Regions from separate parts of the Homo sapiens genome. Here region 1 is linked to region 2. A link is a contact called in ENCODE Hi-C or POLR2A ChIA-PET data. All regions are on one chromosome and are shown on one strand. The core of a region is the stretch at or near the end of the contact, and the rest is flanking DNA. Distances in the headings are between cores, read along the strand shown. Region 1 holds the start of NOC4L (nucleolar complex associated 4 homolog). Region 2 holds the start of SFSWAP (splicing factor SWAP).

What was found. Hi-C counts contacts between places; a loop is a spot of excess contacts on that map. ChIA-PET counts read pairs that join two places held with the same protein, here RNA polymerase II (POLR2A). Pooled maps may share reads with other maps.
Region 1: a loop to region 2 is called in a map of gastrocnemius medialis, with 7 times the contacts of the local background. The contact joins the promoter of NOC4L here to the promoter of SFSWAP in region 2. A Hi-C loop is called at or near these places in 2 of 168 maps with a recorded cell type or tissue (ascending aorta and gastrocnemius medialis), 4 of 37 single-sample maps with no recorded cell type and 8 of 50 pooled maps. POLR2A ChIA-PET finds 5 or more read pairs at or near these places in 1 of 52 experiments (activated T-cell).

What each region holds. Positions count from the first base shown.
Region 1 is chr12:132,142,495-132,149,355 of GRCh38, forward strand. NOC4L (nucleolar complex associated 4 homolog) reads left to right here and starts at 1,963. Exons shown (of 15, transcript NM_024078.3): 1 at 1,963-2,111; 2 at 2,360-2,480; 3 at 3,065-3,171; 4 at 4,787-4,894; 5 at 5,139-5,288; 6 at 5,386-5,485; 7 at 5,578-5,612; 8 at 6,115-6,165; 9 at 6,290-6,401. The coding sequence starts at 1,995. DDX51 (DEAD-box helicase 51) reads right to left here and starts at 1,825. Exons shown (of 15, transcript NM_175066.4): 1 at 1,499-1,825; 2 at 1,201-1,415; 3 at 234-384. The coding sequence starts at 1,802. RefSeq lists enhancers at 1-816, 1,746-2,045 and silencers at 1,416-1,615, 1,686-1,735.
Region 2 is chr12:131,706,701-131,713,966 of GRCh38, forward strand. SFSWAP (splicing factor SWAP) reads left to right here and starts at 4,390. Exons shown (of 18, transcript NM_004592.4): 1 at 4,390-4,747. The coding sequence starts at 4,530. RefSeq lists enhancers at 3,945-4,034, 4,175-4,464, 4,555-4,624.

The sequences.
Region 1 (6,861 bases), core at 713-3,212, 430 kb after region 2:
CTCTGGGCTGGGCTGCTCTGCTGGAGGCCTGGGAACCGCTCCCCAGAGGGATGGCACCAAGGCCCAGAGGAACGCCAGCCTCAGGAGACCCAAGTGGGAACCATGAGCTTGAGAGTGCTGAGACCACACTTGGCACCGATGTGGCAGGGACGCCTGACCCACGGCCACTCACAGCCTTGTGTGTGGGTGCCCAGGGAGGTGTTCCCTCAGCTGCCTGCCCGGGGCTGGGGCACCTGGAAAGTAGGACGAGATGCCGTGTGCCCGCAGCTGCTTCTGCAGGTCAGGATGGACGTCAGGGATGTCCTCGATAGGAACCAGGTCTTCGGTGACATTCCTTCTGACACAGTTAGGCTCAGCCAGCCACCTTGGCAGGAAAGGCTGGACCTGCCATCAAAAAGAAAGAGAGGCCAGGTGAGCGCTTTCCAGGCTCTCGCGCAGAAGCCCACGGTGGAAAAAGCTAGGGGAGGGAGGCTGGGGAAACCTCTGTCGTCTTCAGCTCCTTCTCAGCCCCAGGATGCGCTTTCCATACAGCCTTCAGAAGTTAAACAGTAAAAGCAGATGCCACTCCCTGAGCAAACTCACTCTGTAGCCTCCCATCAACCCACAGTGGCACCCACCCTCCCGCAGCCAGGAGGTCCTGTGACCTGGCGCTCGCCTGCCCCAGCCACGCCGGCGTCCCTGCCTCGAGGCCTCTGCCTGGCACCCCCAACCCCCAACCTTGACCTGGCTTCAAGTCTTTGCATCCCAACTCAAAGAGAACCTCCTCCACCTGCCCTACCTAAGGTGCCCGAGCACTCTGTCAAACTTCTCGCTTTCTTCACCTGTCTCGCCGGAAATCTCTTTACCGAAAACCACACGTGCTAAGCAAAAACACCAACGGTCAGGAGCTTGCAGAACGGCCTCTGACTTACTCCTGAGGCGGTGAGCGCACAGCAGGAAACCCCGCACGTTCACGCAAACACATCTTGCAGAACTGGCGCGGCGCGGCGGGAGGACAGGGGCAAGCCTAGCAGAGGAAACGGGAGCTCTGCACGTGCAGGATCCAGACCCCTAGGCGATGAAACTGCAGACCTGGCAGCGAGGCGCGGCTGTGACCCGGGAACATTCGCTGAACGAAATCTTCCGGGGCGACCGCCGCACTTAAGAATCCGCGCAGCCTACCCTCTCACGCCGACCACCCTCCCGCCCGCCGAGGCTCACCTTCGGCGCCTTCCTCTTCCCGAACCCCCCCAGCACCAGGCCGGGGACCAGGGGTCCGGCCGCCTCCTCCAGGGCCGGTCCATCTGGGGCCGCCTCGGCGCTGGCGCTGGTGCTGCGCTCCCCCGGCGCCTCCTCGCTGCTCCCTGCGCTGGGCTCCCCTGGCGCCTCCTCGCTGCTCCCTGCGCTGGGCTCCCCTGGCGCCTCCTCGTTGCTTTCTGCGAGGCAGACACCCACCCGGCAGCGCGTCAGCACCGAGTCGCCGGCGCCCCAGAGGGAGCCCGCTCGCCCCGCGGCCCACCTGCGCCCGCGTCCTCGCCGTCCGCCTTCCGTCGCTTTCCCTGCGGCGCCTCCGGGCTCCCCGGCTCCGCGTCGTTCACCCGCCGCCGCCGCCGGGGCCGCCGTCGCCTCCTGGTCGCCGGCTCGGTCGATGCAGCCGCCTCGGTCTGCGCGGGCTCCCGCTGCTGCTGCCGTTCGCGGGCCCGGCTCTGCAGCCGCTCGAGCAGCGCGCGGGCCCTGCCGTGCGCCCCGGCCTCCGCGCCCTCCGGCCCCGCCGCAGCTGCCGCATCGGGGCCCGGGTACCGCGCGACGTAGAACAGCGCCATGGCCAGCCGCACGCCTGGGACTCGGGCGTGGCGCGCTGCGATGACGTCGGCGGCACGCCTGCGACTCGGGCTCCGCGCAAAAGATGGGGTTGGGGTACGGCGCGTAGAGATGACGTCGGGTTCTACGCGCAGTGGTGACGTCACGGGAGCGCCGGCGGCTGAGAATCCGCGTTGTTCCGTGTTGGGGGCGGCATGGAGCGGGAGCCGGGCGCCGCGGGAGTTCGCCGGGCTCTGGGCCGCCGGCTGGAGGCGGTGCTGGCGAGCCGCAGTGAGGCCAACGCCGTGTTCGACATCCTGGCCGTGCTGCAGGTGGGCCTGGCGGCGTCGCAGGGCCGGAGTCGCGGCACGGGAGCGGGACTTGAATGGGGGGCTGCGGCGGCAGGTCCCCAGGAGGTTCCGAGACGGCGTTGGGGGGTCAGGGTGGGAGGCGTGTGGGTCACGGGTCGGGGGTGACGGGGCTGGCGTCCCGAGGGGGAAGGGAACGGGTTGGGGGCAGCCTAGGCAGGGGCGAAGGTGACAGTTGGCGGCCGGGCACCCTGCCGCCGCCTCTCCTGCAGTCTGAGGACCAGGAGGAGATCCAGGAAGCAGTCCGCACGTGCAGCCGTCTTTTCGGGGCCTTGCTGGAGCGGGGAGAGCTGTTTGTGGGCCAGCTGCCCTCTGAGGAGATGGTCATGACAGGTGAGCCCTGGAGGGCCCCGGGGCTGCTCTTCTCTTTCCGTGGGTCGGAGGGAGGCTTTGTCACCATGGGATGAGCGCCCCCAACCCTGGCACAGGCCGTGCAGGCTGGTGGGAGGACGCACCAAGCCCACCGTGGAAGATGGATGGTGGCGTTGGGGCAGGGGTGACATGGGTGCCCTGCAGCTGAGTGTAGATGAACACTGGACAAGGTACGACTTTTTGTGTGCTTTGCACCCCTTTTGTAATTTGATGTTGACTGATCCTGACACGGTCGCTTAAACTCGGAGCTTCCTTTATGTCCCCATCCTGGGGACGTCAGGTCTTGGAGTAAAGAGAGGGGATGTGGATCCTGCTCCTGGCAGCTTGGCTGGGGCAGTCCTGGGGTAGGAGGTGCTCTTCCTGTTTGCAGGGCTCAGGGAATGTGCTGGTCTCAGCACAGGTCTGGGGGCCTTAGCGACCTGTTTCCACCTGCGGAGGCTGAGTAGAAGACAATGGGAGGGTGGAGCCAGGCCTGAGATTTTGGGCTGGGCCCAGGGTGGCGTATGTGGGCCTCACGTGGGCTGACCACCCTAACCTGTCTGCAGGGTCCCAGGGAGCCACACGGAAGTACAAGGTGTGGATGAGACACCGCTATCACAGCTGCTGCAATCGCTTGGGAGAGCTCCTGGGCCACCCCTCCTTTCAGGTCAAGGTGGGTCATTGGGCTGGCCTCATCCTTGTCCATCCCCTGCACCCCAACTCCCAGGTTATCCACAAAGCAGAGGTCTGGGGCTCCCACAATTGTCCAGGCAAAGCTGCTTCCTTCATGGGAGCATCACCCTGTGGGTGTTCAGTCCCATTCAGAAACATGGCTATCGAGTCCTGTAGTGAATATTGAAGACGCAGAATCCGTGTTCATTTCCAGTGGCATCCACGGGGATCTCTGTGTTTGCATAGAGCACGCACACCAAGCCTCGTGCCAGTCCACAGATGTGTTTGCTCAGATCACACTGTGGTCTGCAGCCATGGGAATGCATTATGAGCTTTCTTAAAATCTGTAGTGAGGAATAACTGAGGCACAGTTTACCGTTTAAAGCTGAGAAGTTAGCATCTGTTACTGTGTTGTGCAGTGGTTGCCGCTATCCCAGAACATCTTTATCGCCCCGAAAAGAAATCCTGTACCAGTTACCATCGCTTCCATATCCCGCCCCTTTCCACCCCCAGCCCCAGGCAGCCACTCCTGGATCAGTGGTTACTTCCTGGATCAATGGGTTTGCTTTTTTTAGACGCTCCTCATAAGGGGGATCATACGGTATGTGGCTTCTTCCACTCATCGGCGTGTTCGAAGTTCGTTCTCTTTGTGGCTGAGTAGCAGCGCGTCGTATAGCACAGCACGTATCGTTCAGCCGCTCGTAGGTTGCTGGGCATTTGCGTCGTTTCCACCTTTGGCTGTTACGAACAGCGGACTGTGAACGTTCGCGTACAAACTCTTGTGTGATGTTTCTTTTGCTTGAATATGCCTTATCAGTGGAATTACAAGGCCACACAGCAGCTGTGTTTTTAATGTTCTGAGGAACTACAAGACTGTTTTCCATAGTAGCTGCGCTATCTTACCCTCCCCCTGGCAGCATTTGAGAGTTCCATACTCCACATCCTCGCCAACACGTCTGTCTATAATTATAGCCGAGCTGCAGACTTTTAAATGTTGGGGAGATACCACGTGAAAATAACCAGTTTCCACCTTCTCAGAAAGAAATAATCAGTTCTGTCAACACGGGGTCTAAGTTTGTTCATGGCTGCGATTGGCTGGAGGGAGAGTCAGAGACAGCTCTGAGACAGCCGTGTGCTCCTGTCATCCCGCACGAGGCTCTTTTGCTTTGTGGTGTCATTTGCCTGGGCCCTGAAAGCACTGAGTTTGCCACCCCGAGATGAGAGCTTCCAAGCCTGGGTCTGAGTTGGGCACCATGCTGGCATCACACGCCTGTGTTTTCACAGCTGTTCCCAAGGGTTATGGTGGCATTCCCGTGACACAGGTGACGAGAGAGCAGTCAGGTGGCCCATAAAGCAGACCTGGGCTGTGTACCCTTCCCCCGCCAGACTCTGTCGTGAGCACTGGATCTCTTTAACTAGAGATCTTGTCATCTCTACGTCATGGGTGGGACACGGAAGCCCAGAGTGGCATCTGGTGGCGTGTGGAGCAAGAGAAGGCCCGGCCGCCCTTTTCTCAGCTCTGGGCCTAGATGGGAGGGGCTCCCTGACTGGGCTGAGCTCTGGGCCCATCCGTGGGGTGAGGGCATCACAGCCACCCTGCACTGCCCCCTTCCCAGGAGCTGGCCCTCAGCGCACTCCTGAAGTTCGTGCAGCTGGAAGGAGCGCACCCCCTGGAGAAGTCCAAGTGGGAAGGCAACTACCTGTTCCCCCGAGAGCTCTTCAAGGTGAGGGCCTTGCTGGGGACTCCCAGAGGGCCTGGCTGGCTGGCCAGATCCCAGGATGGCCCCGTAGTGGGGGCGGGGCCTGCTGAGCTGAGCCTGGCTGTTGGCTGGGACACTCCTGTGGCTCCTGTGGCCCACCCAACCAGGAGGAGTCTGCCTGGGGGGCTCGATGGGGCAGGGCTGCCTGCCTGGACCTTGCTGGCGTATGCTGGGCCGGGCAGGGCTGCTCACTGGTCCTTGCCCCTAGTTGGTGGTGGGAGGCCTGCTGTCTCCTGAGGAGGACCAGAGCCTGCTCCTGTCCCAGTTCCGGGAGTACCTGGACTACGACGACACCCGCTACCACACCATGCAGGCAGCCGTGGATGCCGTGGCCCGGGTCACTGGCCAGCACCCCGAGGTGGGTGATGGGGTCCTGTCGCCAGCATCATGCTGTTGCCTCCCAGGGAGGCAGGGACTGGGGGGCGGCGTCCAGGCACTCAGGCCAGGCTCCGCAGGTGCCCCCCGCCTTTTGGAACAATGCCTTCACGCTGCTGTCTGCCGTGAGCCTGCCCCGCCGGGAGCCCACCGTCTCCAGCTTCTATGTGAAGCGGGCGGGTGAGTGTGCTGAGAGTCAGGGGCGGACAGGGCTGAGCCTTGGTCTGCCTCCCCTGCGGGTCAGGTGACCTTTGCCCTCGCTTTCCCTGCAGAGCTGTGGGACACCTGGAAGGTTGCTCACCTGAAGGTGAGTTGCTTCTGGAGAGCCGGGCACCCTCCCGGGTTTGGGGGTGTGTGTGGGGTGCATGTGAGACCCCATGGAGGCTGCCGCCTTCCTCACCAGAGGAAACTCCCAGGGTACAGGTGGCAGCTTGCACGGCCACCAGGTCACTCGAAGTGTGGGAGGTGACGAGACCTGTGAACTCGGGACCCTCCCTTGGGTCAGAGGCCACCGCCGCCTCTTGGAGTCAAGCCTCTGGTGCCACCTGTGGGCCCCGTGGGCTGTTTTGGGCGCAGCCCCCCTCTTGGCCATGGTCTTGCCAAAGCTGCTTTCTTGGCTGTTCTGAGACTCCAGCCTCGAGGGCAAGGCGTACCTGACTTGAATGGGGACAGGAAGAAGGAAGGCAGGGTCAGAAAAGTGGAGAGCAGGCTTGTGTTGGCTCAGGCTGGGCTTCGGGGTGCCCTGGCAGCTGCTCGGGCTCTGGTCTGGGGTGGGGAGGGCGGCGAGTGCAGTCTGGACCCCGTTGCAGGAGCACAGGAGGGTTTTCCAGGCCATGTGGCTCAGCTTCCTCAAGCACAAGGTAGGGGCCAGGCCGGGGAGGGGGCGGGGGCGGCATCCGGGTCTCCCCCAGGGCGGAGGCCTCACCCCGACCCGCCGGCCCCCGCCCACCCGCCCCTCACCCCCACCTGCCGGCCCCCGCCCAGCTGCCCCTCAGCCTCTACAAGAAGGTGCTGCTGATTGTGCATGACGCCATCCTGCCGCAGCTGGCGCAGCCCACGCTCATGATCGACTTCCTCACCCGCGCCTGCGACCTCGGTGAGTGCCGCCGCCTCGCTCACACCACACCCCTAATCCCCTCGGTGAGTGCCGCCGCCTCACTCCTACCACACCCCTAATCCCCTCGGTGAGTGCCGCCGCCTCACTCCTACCACACCCCTAATCCCCTCGGTGAGTGCCGCCGCCTCACTCACACCACACCCCTAATCCCCTCGGTGAGTGCCGCCGCCTCACTCCTACCACACCCCTAATCCCCTCGGTGAGTGCCGCCGCCTCACTCCTACCACACCCCTAATCCCCTCGGTGAGTGCCGCCGCCTCGCTCACACCACACCCCTAATCCCCTCGGTGAGTGCCGCCGCCTCGCTCACACCACACCCCTAATCCCCTCGGTGAGTGCCGCCGCCTCGCTCACACCACACCCCTAATCCCCTCGGTGAGTGCCGCCGCCTCGCTCACACCACACCCCTAATCCCCTCGGTGAGTGCCGCCGCCTCGCT
Region 2 (7,266 bases), core at 3,140-5,639:
ATCTGTACTAAAAATACATAAATATACAAAAATTAGCTGGGCATGGTGGCGCACACCTGTAGTCCCAGCTACTTGGGAGGCTGAGACAGGAGAATCGCTTGAACCTGGGAGGTAGAGGTTGCAGTGAGCCGAGATGGTGCCACTGCACTCCAGCCTGATGACAGAGCAAGACTCTGTCTCAAATAAATAAATAAATAAATAAATAAATAAATAAATAAATAAATAAAAATAAATAAAAAACAAATACAAAAGTACAGCTAGTTAGGAGGAATGAGTCTAGTGTTCCATAGCACTGCAGGGTGACTATAATTAACAATTTATAGTATGTTTCAAATAGCTAAACGAGCAGATTTTGAATGTTCTCAGCACAAATAAATGATAAATGAGGCAATAGATAAGCTAATTATCTGATTTGATCACTACACATTGTATACATGCAATGGAAATATCACACTGTACCCATAAATATGTACAATTATTATGTGTCAGTTGAAAACAATTTTACAAAACACACATTTGCATGTTTATTCTTAGGTTTTTACAGTTCTTTAATCTTATTTATTCACCTATTTTTTTGAGACAAGGTCTTGATAGGGTCTTGCTTTGTCGCCCAGACTATACTGCAGTGGCACAATCACAGCTCACTGCAGCCTTGACCTTCCACACTCAAACAATCCTAAGTTTCACCTTTTGACCTACACAGACTAATTGTATTACATTTTAATGTGAAGTCTCCACCCTGAAGTGAACTTGGGACCATGTAACATGAATGTTTGCTTACCACACAACCTAGCAAGCCCCTTTCACAAATATTCATAGCTCCTCCTATAACCTATTAAATATGTATGTTTAGCCAACCTGTTTAGCATAAAACTCCTCTCCCACCCTTCTTCCTTCAAAGTGCCTACTTTCTGTCTCAGCCAGAGGGTCTGCTTCCCAGGCTGTGGGTTGCAACTCTTCTCAGAAATAAAGTTCTCCTTTCCAAATTTAAGATCTTGTGATCTTTATTTTGACATATGAGATTTCCCTAGCCGGTTTTTAGTCCATCCCTGAAAGACTGAATGGTTAGATCTTTGATATCTTTCTCAAGTACCTCCCATTTGACCTCAGCCATCCATTTTCAAGTATCACCAGTCCCAGTATCATATGAATAAATTGGGAAAGATCAAGGAATCATGGATCATATACTCCAGGAGAATTTTTTACCTCCAAGAAAATTTCTGGGGGCTTTCCTTTGAAACCTTTCACTGTTGCTCTGAACTCAAAAGATTTCTGAACAAGGCATAACAGTGATTAAAGAAGCAGACTTATTAATCTGAGGGCCTAACTATATAAGGCATTTGTTTAGCTTTCTTTTTGTCTTTGGGGTAGGAAGGTAACTGAGATAAGAAGTTAGGAGATTCTGAGTAGGCAGAGAAGGATAGAAAGATAGAATGTACAGTGAGTTCAATACATCAAAATACAATTTTTTTTCTCATAAATTAGCTGCTTAAGTTTTTCATTTGCTTTTTGTAAGAAGTCATTTAGAAAGGCAATTTTTGGTTCATTTAACCTTTTAGAAGCCTCTGCATGTCAATCAAAATACATCCTTTTGTTTCTGAGGTGTTTTTTGTCCTTTCTTAATATTTTATTTTATTCCTTTCAGACCTAGTCCTGCAAATATCCTTTCTTTTCTAATGTCTTGCAAGTGAACAATTTTATCTAGGTTAAAACTTCCTCACTTTGACCACTGTTAACTCTTAGATTACCTTTGGTAGGTTCACCCATTTCTCTGGAAAAGTGCAGACTCTGGGTTCATAGGTTCTTATACATGAAATTGGCTGGAGTTCCAGGTGGAGGAGTTTCAGACTCCTTGGATCCAAATGAAGGCATCATTCCCTGTATTCTCATACCCTTTCCTACCATAAGCCTCCTACTGGACTCAGTCCTGCTCCCATAGGCCTTGTACTGGATCCAGTCCCAGTTTCTGTTGTAACTTCTGGACCCAGCTCAGATCAAAAATGCTCAAATAAACTTTAAGAATTTGACACAAGTTGTAGAGTTTGTATCCAAGCAGGGCCTACAAGTGGCGGCCTCCAAATGTGCAGTGAGAAGCCCTGAGCACAAATGGCTCAGTGTGTGAAGCAGGCCCACGGGCACTGGTTACCAACCTGTTCTGAATTCTCATAAGCAACAATTTACATGTAGTGCATTTATTACCTATAGACAGGTGGTAGGAGACGAAGACTAGGACTCACTGTGAGCCAATCCCCCCAAAGCTCAGAAAGTTGCCCAGGTGGATGAAATCTCTACTGCGTATTCCTCACTTACACCACAGATAAGAGATCCCGAAGAGCAGCCCACCCAGATTACATACCACATGTCACATGAATCACTGGGCTAAAGTGTTGAAGGACCTTCTATTTCTAGGGGAGAACTGGAACAGAGCCTGGGCTACTTCAGCCAGTCCCTCCCTATCTCAGGATGTTGCATCCCAGCTCGTTATGCAGTTACTCTTGAAAACTACAAAGGAAAAGGAGGGAGAAGTGGGTAGGCCCAAGGCTATACAGAGAACTGTCCTGCACAATGAAGCACCTGCATCTGTTTAGTCACTGTTCCCAGAGGTCATCATTGAGGGAATAGGGGGGCCTTCAGATCCCATTTCTGACACCAGAACTGTTAAAAGAGAAACTTTACACAAAACAAATTCGAGTTTATTCGAGCAAGAAAACAATTCATGAATCAGGCAGCATGCAGAAGCAGAAGAGGTTCAGAGAGTTCCACTCAGCAGCATGAGCAGCAAGCTTTTATAGACCCAACACGGAAGCAGAAAAATTACTTGATTGGGTTTTGGTTTGCTTGCATAGGAGCTGGTGTTACAGAGTTGATCTCAAGCTAATGGCCTCCTTATTTGCTTTAGCACCCCACACCTGAACCCAAGGGAAAGCTTGAAGGGAGCCCAGCACCGAAACAAACTAGTAAATGCCTGGGGGCAAACAACAGTGTTTTTATCAAGTAACCATGACACATACATCTTCCTCAGCAGTGGCAGAGCAGTCTTGTAGAGTTAGATAGGAAGATGATGGCCTGGCCACGCATGCTCAGCTGCTGGCCCGGCTCATTCTACAGGTATTAACCAGTATTTGGCCCACAGTGTGCTAAGCACCATTCTAGGTGCTGAGGATGCTAAGGTGACCCCAACAATGTCCCTGATCTCTTAAAGCTAATTCTGGTGGGATGCTGAACACAGGATGTAACCTAAGGTGGTGATGAGAGGTACACAGACAAATCGGAAGGCACAAGTTAGCCACCAGTGAGGGGAAACTCCAGACAACGTAGACACATAAGGCCAGGTGGAGAAATGGATGACTGAGTTAAACTTGGGTAAGGAGCCTGGCAAATGAAGACAGAAGCATGACCCAGTCAGGGGAAACCACAACAAAAGACGTTTGGTGGGAACTGCCTGTTTCTTAATTTCCAAAAATCAGTTAAAGGTTCATATACATTATCTCATTTCAACATCACTGGTAGAAAGATTCCATTTTTATGGAGAGGGGATCTGAGGCCCAGAAAGGAGACGATCTGTCATCGTTTTCCACTCAAGGGCAAACATGGGGATATCCCATCCCATCCCAAAGCCTAAGATTTTGCACTCCAGGCCCTTTGTCTGACCTGAAATTACTGAGCTAAAAGGGACCGAAAGATCCTAATGGAACCACCGATGGGAAAACTGCGGCCCAGGAGGAAACACACCAAGCAAAATTGCACCGTATCCAGGTGGCCAGTCTCCAGACTGGGGTCTCCCTGCCCCGCCAGACCATCTCCCGGCGACAAGGGTCTCAGGTTTCCGAAATCTCGCCACCCGCGAGTGATTTGCAGCGCAGGGGCCTCTGCTGCCTCGGAAACCTTCAAAGGTGGGCGGGTCGGGGACCAAGTCCCCCTAGGGATGGAGAAGGAAACGGGGCCAAGGAAAAGGACATCGCCACCCTGGGCAGAGCACGCACGGCCCCAGCGACTCGGACATGGTGAGGGGCGCGGAGGCTCGGGGTGGACCCGAGGCCTCCACACATGTGGCAGGCTGCAGCAACCCGCCACCCACGAGGACTCGCCCAAGGCCCAGAGCGCGCCGGGCCCCTCCCTCCGACTCCGTCGCCGCCCGACTGGCCGCAGCGGAAGCCGGCGCGCGATCCCACGCTGCGCTTTCGCCACGTCCTGACGGCTGCCCGATAAAACGGACATTAAAATTGCACTTTCCACTGAATACAGCAGCGCCTATTGTGGCGGCACACCTGAATGCGAAAATTAAAGCCAAAATATTTCCTAGCGGCTAAAAGAGCTCCAAGCCTAGGCGAATCTGCCGGTCCGCTCGCCGGAAATGCGGGCTCTCCTGCCGGAAGCTGCCCCTCCACCATTTTGTGGCCCGCTATGGCGGCGGTGTTGAGGTTGGGTACGGGATGCGGGGTCTTTGACTGAAGGGGTAGGCCAAGTGGAGGTATCAGGGACGTCGCGCGGCACAGAAGAGGACCAGCCTGGACGCCGGGGACGCTGTCATGTACGGCGCGAGCGGGGGCCGCGCCAAACCCGAGAGGAAAAGCGGCGCGAAGGAGGAGGCCGGGCCAGGCGGTGCCGGCGGTGGGGGCAGCCGAGTGGAGCTCTTGGTTTTCGGCTATGCCTGCAAGCTGTTCCGGGACGACGAGCGGGCCCTGGCTCAGGAACAGGGACAGCACCTCATCCCCTGGATGGGGGACCACAAGATCCTCATCGACAGGTCGGTTCCTCTCCCCACCCGTCGATCCTTCCCTTCCCTCACCCGCTTGATCTCGTCTGATGTTGACTTGACTGCAAGGACTGCAGAGAGTTTTCTGGAGCCAGCGGGGATCTGGGGGACACCCCCTCCCCTGTCCCCACCTCCTCCTGGTGTTCTGGTGGGGAGGGGGACGGTGAAACCTGCCCTAAGGCACTGGCTGGAATTGCGTGCCGCGTCCGTCTCCGGAGGGATCGTCTCTGGTCCCGCAGCCCCTCTCGACCCCTCACCCTGTCGCTGGGCTGCAGTTGGCGATTCCGCGCGGTGAAAGCAGCCAGTGCCCAGGGTCTTTTCCTGAGTGCACCTGGGCCTGCCGCCCGGCGATGCCATGGGGTCGTGCGCTGCTTTTCTACTTGCCGCGCTCTCACTGCTCGGTGTACTGGGAGGGTACCCTGGGAGGCGTGCCTTTATTCTTCCGAACCGCCGCTCACTGAGACAGTGGCTAGAAGTGTCTCTTGGACCTGTGAGTTAGCCTTAACCTGTTATGCCCCCAGAGCCCTCAGTGGAGCGCCCGTACTTTGCCGGCATGACGTTTGATTTCCCGGTGATAATCCGACGAGTTTGACAGATTGAGGTAGTGAGCAAAGTTGCCCGTCAGTTGGTGGCCACTTGACTTCGTGCGGACCCTGGCCTTGCTCTTGGAAGAGATAGTGTTCTTAGGGCTGGTTTCACTGTCTCTTAAGACTGAAGGGTGGAGCTGGGATATAGATGTGTTGTTTCTTTTCAAATCAAACCTGCTTTAGGTCGTCACTCGAGGGTGTCTAGCGATTATGGGCAGTGGGGGCCTGGGATTAGGGATTTCTAAAGGCGTTTGATTTGAAAAGGATAACATTACATGATGTAGGTGGTTTGCTCCCCTCTTTCTTCCCATTTTTTCAATCCCCCTTCCCCTCGTCTCTGGGTTTTGGGGTTGTTGTGGGGTGGTTTTTTTTCTTTTTTGCCTGTTCGGCTACTTCTGGGGCCCGGACTGAAAAGCTAACCATGACCAACCATTAAACTGTGGAATAGTCTCTCCACGTGAAGAAAGCCCATCGTTTGAGACCATTAAAACTGGATTCTTCATAGCCCTGGAGCATGACTGTAGGGATGACCTCTGAGCTGGCCAGAATGGACACATTAATGACCAAATAGGCCTTTTTCCATCCCTGACGTTTCCTTTTGGAATTAGAGCTCGAAAACGAGAACTGGTGAAGGGAGGGCCGCGGAATCAGATCATGTCTGGATCTGATGGCTCCGTGCTGTGCTCAAGCGTGCTGTGCCTTCACACCATGGTTTATATTGAATGTGTCGCCTGAGTTGTCAGGCTTGCTTTTCCAAAGTGTCACTTGTGTTATTTATCATTAAAGTTTGGTAAGCAATGAAGTCTGAGCTCTTTGTACAGTTTTCCTATCATTCTGTACATGATTTGAGTTAGGTCTTCCAAAACTGGTGGGGAGCAAACGCCGCACATGTACATGTATAATATTTTTAATAATAATCTACATTTGTAAGTTAAGGAGGTTTACATCAAAATCCAATTAATTTTGAAATTTAATGAAATGCAGTAACTTGACTACCTTGGAATTTTGGGCCTTTTTCCTGTAAATGTCTTTTTTGGTCTACATTAATATTTTTGGTTCCCATTACAAAAGTCAGCATTAAAAAAATAAGCAGACTTTTGTTTGTTTCTCTACATTTGTTTTTGAAACCCTAAACCTGAGTGTTTTAAGTAAAGTTCACTAACTCATTCATTTATTATCTGACAGTTACACGTTGACAGCATCCTCATTGAATCCTTTATGTTAAAAGCATAGCAGAAAGTGCTCCCATTACTTATTTGGCCAAACTACTGTTTGGTCCATGCAAGAGAAACATGGAAGTGTCTTCATGTATGTTATTTCCTTGAGGGTATAAAGTTCAGAAGGAAATATTGATACCATATCTTCTAATAGTTTTGCTCTGTTCCCAGTGAACCTCCTTAAACTGCATGTATATGTCACTGTTCCAATGTATGTGTGTCTCTCTATCACGTAACCCAGCACTTATTTCCTCAGCCAAGTGGCTAGGGGGCGAGCCTAGCCAAGATTTTACCTCCAATGGACGCAAGTTTCTTTGGTGAAGATCTCTCCTGAGAGTTCGGGACTAGCAGAAAGAAGCGAGGAAATTTCGACCGTTTGGTTCTTACGGATAGGTATTTATGTATTTGGTTTGTGTGAATGTAAGCTATGATATTTAACTTTTCAGAAAAAAATAATAATTTTTTGCAAGTGGCATTGAATGGTTGACCAAACCATAATGGTAAGAACTGCCAGTGAAGTGGGTACCATTTTTGCTATTAATGGATTGTTTGCCTTTAGTTATAAATGTTATCTTACTGTGGAAAGGAATTTAGAGTTTGTTAAGATAACTTGAGTTTAAAAGTAGGTGAGATATGACTATCCAAATTAAATATAAATCTGGGAAGAGTTTTTATACTTGTTTTAATATTTTTGTTTATTTTAATC